Regions from separate parts of the Homo sapiens genome. Here region 1 is linked to region 2. Evidence: read pairs that join two places in POLR2A ChIA-PET (ENCODE). Cell type or tissue: OCI-LY7. All regions are shown on one strand. Each heading gives the region's core, and the rest is flanking DNA. Links, peaks and the distances in the headings are about the cores only.

The links. ChIA-PET counts read pairs that join two places held together with the same protein. Peaks named below come from ENCODE experiments on the same cell type or tissue, not always from the same donor. Only the 100,000 strongest peaks of a DNase experiment are listed, where the experiment ranks them.
Region 1: POLR2A ChIA-PET joins it to region 2 with 10 read pairs; 21 of 35 experiments call an interaction of 5 or more read pairs at or near these places.

Annotation. Positions count from the first base shown.
Region 1 is chr1:23,579,540-23,582,444 of GRCh38, reverse strand. No RefSeq gene overlaps it. Among named protein-coding and RNA genes, the nearest start is that of ID3, 21 kb to the right of the region's middle. In OCI-LY7, for the core only: a CTCF peak has its summit at 1,256; DNase peaks (open chromatin) are centred at 985 and 1,354; H3K4me3 peaks cover 642 bases; H3K27ac peaks cover 2,315 bases.
Region 2 is chr1:23,635,874-23,638,778 of GRCh38, reverse strand. All of the region lies in intron 4 of MDS2 (myelodysplastic syndrome 2 translocation associated), which reads right to left. Among named protein-coding and RNA genes, the nearest start is that of MDS2, 10 kb to the right of the region's middle. In OCI-LY7, for the core only: CTCF peaks have their summits at 943 and 1,143 (motif pointing right); DNase peaks (open chromatin) are centred at 458, 738 and 1,198; H3K4me3 peaks cover 1,212 bases; H3K27ac peaks cover 2,142 bases.

The DNA of each region.
Region 1 (2,905 bases), core at 86-2,585, 56 kb after region 2:
GCCTGGGTGATAGAGCGAGACTCAGTCTAAAAAAATATAATAATAAGTGGGGCTGTTAGGCAGGTACAGTGGCTTACACCTGTAATTCCAGCATTTTGGGAGGCCCAGGTGGGAAGATCACTGGAGCAAGAGTTCGAGCCCAGCCTGAGCAATATGAGGAGACCCCGTCCATACAAAAATAAAAATAAAAAATTAGCTGATCATTGTGGCATGTACCTGTAGTCCCAGCTACTCAGGAGGCTGAGGTTGGAGGATTGCTTGATCCCAGGAGGTCGAGGCTGCAATAAACCCAGATCATGCCACTGTACTTCAGCCTGAGTGACAGAGTAAGACCCCATCTCAAAAAAAAAAAAAAAAAAAAAAAAAAAAGCTGCTTTGGAGAGTGAAGGGAGTGGCATTAGAATTGAGCCTGCTGCCGGGTATGGTGGCTCACGCCTGTAATCCCAGCACTTTGGGAGGCCGAGGTGGGTGGATCACAAGGTCAGGAGATCGAGACCATCCTGGCTAACATGGTGAAACCCCGTCTCTACTAAAAAATACAAAAAATTAGCCGGGCGTGGTGGCACGCGCCTGTAGTTCCAGCTACTTGGGAGGCTGAGGCAGGAGAATGGCATGAACCCGGGAGGCAGAGCTTGCAGTGAGCTGAGATCACGCCACTGCAATCCAGCCTGGGCGACAGAGACTCCATCTCAAAAAAAAAAAAAAAAAAAAAAGAATTGAGCCTTCTTAGGGTGCCCCTTGCTTCCACCACGCGCCACCTCCTTACCTTCAGGGGTCCCTGGGGCACTAATACCCCAGGGCTTAGAGGAACCCAGTTTGAAAACCACTGGACAAGAGTCACTCTTCACAGTCCCTCCCAAGGTGTGGGAGCCCTGGGGAGGAATGAAGGGCCTCTGCTGTCCCAACTTGCAGATGAGCGTTGCTTTCTGAGCTGCAGCCCAGCTGCCTCCCGAGGGTCATGAGAAAGAAGGCAAGGGCAGGCTCAGGGCGCAGGAAGTGGAGCCGGCCAGCTGGGAGGCAGTAACAGGCGCTGGTACTGTGGCCTCCTGGATGGGCCGGTGACATCACAACCCCAGGAAGCAGCTGCCCAAGAGGCCTGCGCTGTCCCTCATTCCTCCTCTGGGAAAATCAGTCCCCAGCTGTTGCCGTCCTCTGTGTACTGGCTTACTCTTCCTGGATTGTCCCCTCCTGAACCAGCATCTTCAGCAGTAGCATCTTCAGAGAGAAGCCTCCCCTATGTGCTGGAACTGTGCTACCCTCTGTGGCACAGCTCGTAACAGCATGCTTTTAAAATTATCGTTTAATTTAATCATCACATCAACATCAAGTAGGGACCAGTACCATTCCCATTTTGCAAACTATGAGAGGCTCAGAAGTGCAAGACAGATCACACAGTTTCACCCAGCTGGTAAACACCAGAGCCAGGCTTTGAACCTTGTCCTGTCTGACTCCAATATTCATGAGTTTTCTTGAGTTACCACATGGTCAGATTCAAAGCAAAAACACGAGGTGGAGGTTGCTTCTTATGTGGCAATGTGAAGCTGTCAATTTCAAACACAGTTTCTTTGTTAATGGCGTTCCTGGCCTATTATCATCCAAGCGGAGTCTTAGGATGCGATAAAGGGCTTAGCACACTGTCTGGCACTCTACAAATGCAGCTTTACTCTGGCTCTCCCCTTTACAAAGGAAGAAACTGAGGCTCAGGGGAGCAAAGTCAAGACCATAGGACAGGCAGGTGCCAACCCCAGGTCTGTCAGGCCCCAGAGTGGAAGCTGTTTCCCCAAAACCCTGAATTTCATAGGCGGGAAAGTCCTGCTCACCTTCTGTGCTCATCTCGTAGGGTTGCTGTTACAAACTACCACAAACTCAGTGGCTTAAAACAATAGAAATTTGTTCTCTCACAGTTCTAGAGGCCAGCAGTCCAAAAGCAGGTGTCGCCAGGGTGGGGTTACCCTGAAGGCTCTGAGGGGGAATCTGCTCCATGCCCCTCTGCTAGCTTCTACAGGTGGCCTTAACATGCCTTGGTTTGAGGCTTCATAAGTCCAATTTCGGCCTCCATCTTCAATTGTACTTCTTCTCACTGTGTCTCTGTGTCTTAAATCTTACTTTCCTTTCTCTCTCTTTTTTTTTTCTTTTTGAGATGGAATCTCGCTCTGTCACCCAGGCTGGAGTGCAGTGGCACCATCTCGGCTCACTGCAACCTCCACCTCCTGATTTCAAGCAATTCTCCTGCCTCAGCCTCCTGAGTAGCTGGGATTACAGGCTTGCACCACCACGTCCGGCTAATTTTTGTATTTTTAGTAGAGATGGGGTTTCACTATGTTAGCCAGGCTGGTCTCAAACTCCTGACCTCATGATCCGCCCATCTCGGCCTCCCAAAGTGCTGTGATTACAGATGTGAGCCACCGTGCCTGGTCTCCTTTCTCTTATAAGCACATCAGTCCTTGGATTTAGGTCCCACCAAAAATACAGGATATCATTTCAAGATCCTTAATTCTATCTTTAGATACCCTATTTCCAAATAAGGTCCCATTCACAGGTACTGGGTATTAAAATTTAACACATATCTGGCCGGGCACAGTGGCTCACGCCTGTAATCCCAACACTTTGGGAAGCCGAGGCAGGTGGATCACATGGTCAGGAGATCTAGACCATCCTGGCTAACACGGTGAAACCCCGTCTCTACTAAAAATACAAAAACTTAGCCAGGCATGGTGGCCGGCGCCTGTAGTCCCAGCTACTCAGGAGGCTGAGGCAGGAGTATGGTGTGAACTCGGGAGTCAGAGCTTGCAGTGAGCCGAGATCGCACCACTGCACTCCAGCCTGGGCAACAGAGCAAGACTCTATCTAAAAAAAAAAAAAAAAAAAAAAAAAAAAATTAACACATATCTTTTGGGGAACATCA
Region 2 (2,905 bases), core at 196-2,695:
CCCTCAACAACCCAGATTGCTCAGCCACAGTCAGACAACCCATGCCACCAGGATGTCACCAAGATTTGACAACCGAGACTCTCAGACACTCTCTCTCCCTGGCACACATACACACTCGTACACACGATGACAGCCATGGGACGGCCAGGCAGCTGGACGTCTTTGTCCCCCACTCCCAGCCTGATGGCCACCCCATCAGTCCTTTGCTCCTTCACTCTGCTTCCCATCAGTCCCCTCCTTCTGGGAGTCACAACTCCCTGGGTTGTGATTCTGGCTTCATATTCACTGGCCATGTGACCCTGGGCACATTACTCAAGCTCCTGGATACTGCTCCTCCACTGTCAGTGAGGGTCATGATCCTCCCTGCCTCTCAGGGCCACAGAGAAGGTTAAGGCTCATAATTCCCGTAAAGCACCTTTGCAGCGCCTGTCCCTCCACAGTGGCAGCTCTTCTTAGCACGGTTGCTGTCACTATCATTCGCTGTGGCCTTGCTCTGGCCCCACCCCCATGCCCCTCCTTCTCCCAGCCTACTGTCTCCCCACTTCTGCCTGGGCCTCCTCTCTCTCTCCTCTCCCTCCTTCCAGAGCCTGAGACCCAGAATTCCTGAAGGGCTGGGGACAGGGAAGGGGCAGCCAGCTCCCCAAACAGAAATGTCACCTGCTTGGAGTCCCCAGTGGAGGGGTGGGGTGGAAGCTTTCTGCTCAGCCTTGAGAACCCTGCCCTAACCCCCCACAGAGCCTGATACAGGCTCAAACCTGCATCAGGTCAAACCACCCCCACAGAGACAGAGCTGGGTGGGTTAGGCCGCTACCTGAACCTGGGTCGCTGTCTGCAAGCCAGCCAGGGAGGGGACTGGCCTCACCCCCTCAGAGGGGTGAAGATGCTCTGGGATCTAAGTCCACACTGAGGACAGCGGGAGGTGGAGAGCACCTCACGGAGGGGGGTTTGAATCCCGGGGCCTCCTTTACTCCTCTGGATCATCTTTGAGAAGTCGCCTCTTCTCTCCAAGCCTTGGTCTCCTCATTGGTAAGATGAGGCTGGACAATTCCTGCCTACCACCCACTCAGGGCTGTTGGGAGAAACAGTTGAGAAGAGGGCAGAAGGGAATCCTGTCAAGCCTGGGAACCAACGCCTTTCCGTCGCCAGTTGAGCTCTACGTTTTGGCCAGCAGATGGCGCGATAGAAGCGCCAGTGTCTCCGTTCCAGGCCCCGGACATTTGTTAAACGTGGCGAAACTGTTACTCAAGATCCCAAACTCTAGAGCTGATGGATCTCAGATTCTACCCCCTTAAGCTGCGCGCGGTGGCTCATGCCTGTAATCCCAGCACTTTGGGAGGCCGAGGTGGGTGGGTCATGAGGTCAGGAGTTCAAGACCAGCCCGGCCAACAGGCTGAAGCCCTATCTCTACTAAAAATACAAAAATTAGCCCGGCCTGGTGGCGGGCACCTGTAATCTCAGCTACTCAGGAGGCTGAGGCACGAGAATTGCTTGAACCCGGGAAGCAGAGGTTGCAGTGAGCCGAGATTGTGCCACTGCACTCCAGCCTGGGTGACAAAGCGAGACTCCAAAAAAAAAAAAAAAAAAAAAAAAGCCAGGTGCGGTGGCTCACGCCTGTAATCCCAGCACTTTGGGAGGCCAAGGCCGGTGGATCACAAGGTCAGGAGATCAAGACCATCCTAGCTAACAGGTGAAACCCCGTCTCTACTAAAAATACAAAAAATTAGCCGGGCGTGGTGGTGGGCGCCTGTAGTCCCAGCTACTCGCAAGGCTGAGGCAGGAGAATGGCGTGAATCTGGGAGGAGGAGCTTGCAGTGAACTGAGATCCAGCCACTGCACTCCAGCCTGGGCGACAGAGCAAGACTCCGTCTCCATATAAATATATATATATATATATACCTCCTTAATAGCAATGTGACTGGGTAAGCTACTTAACCTCTCTGAACCTCAGTTTCCTCATCTGGCATCCCTTCTTCTGGGGTTGTTGGAAGATTGATTTTCTCCAGGATGCAGAGCGCAGCGTCAGTGCTCAGTGACATGACTGGTACAACCCACTCAAGGGCGAGGCTGCAGCTCCGTCTATCCCCGCTAAGCACCCCTGGTTTCAGCCACACCTCGTGCCCACTCCAGCCAGGCCTCCAGGTTTCACTCACACCCTCTGCCCTCTGACTGGAATGTTCTCTTCCTCCTTGTTTCATGATTTCCTAGGAACTTTGAGACTTCTTGGGTTTTTCCCTAATTGTATTTTGAAAACTTTATCCAGGTATTACTTATAGATCATACAATTCACTCACTTTAAGGGTACAAGTCAATGATTTTCAGTAAGTTTACCAAGTTGTGCTCGAGATTTGATTTTTAAAATCCTGCATCTCAAATTCTACCTCTTTCCTGAGTCTCAGACCATGTGTTCAGCTGCCCCTTGGCTGTTGCCCCTTGGCTGTCCCCTGCCCCGCCAACTCAGTACATCCCCAGCCGGATCCATCACTGTCTTCCCTTCCCTTCTCCTCTCCCATGTCCCTTCTTGGCCAGCAATCCCATCCTTTTTCTCTATGTTCTTAGCACTTTGTTCGAGACCTGGCACATAGTAGGTGCTCAATAAAGGTTTGCTAAGTGGGCTAGGCACATGGCTCACACCTGTAATCTCAACACTTTGGGAGGCTGAGGTGGGCAGATCACTTGAGGTCAGGTGTTCGAGACCAGCCTGGCCAACATGGTGAAAACCCATCTCTATGAAAAAATAACAAAAATTAGCCGGGCATGGTGGCGCGTGCCTGTAATCCCAGCTACTTGGGAGGCTGAGGCAGGAGAATCGCTTGAACCCGGGAGGTGGAGGTTGCAGCGAGCTGAGATGGCGCCACTGCTCTCCAGCCTGGGCCACGGAGCAAGACTCCATCTAAAAAAAAAAAAA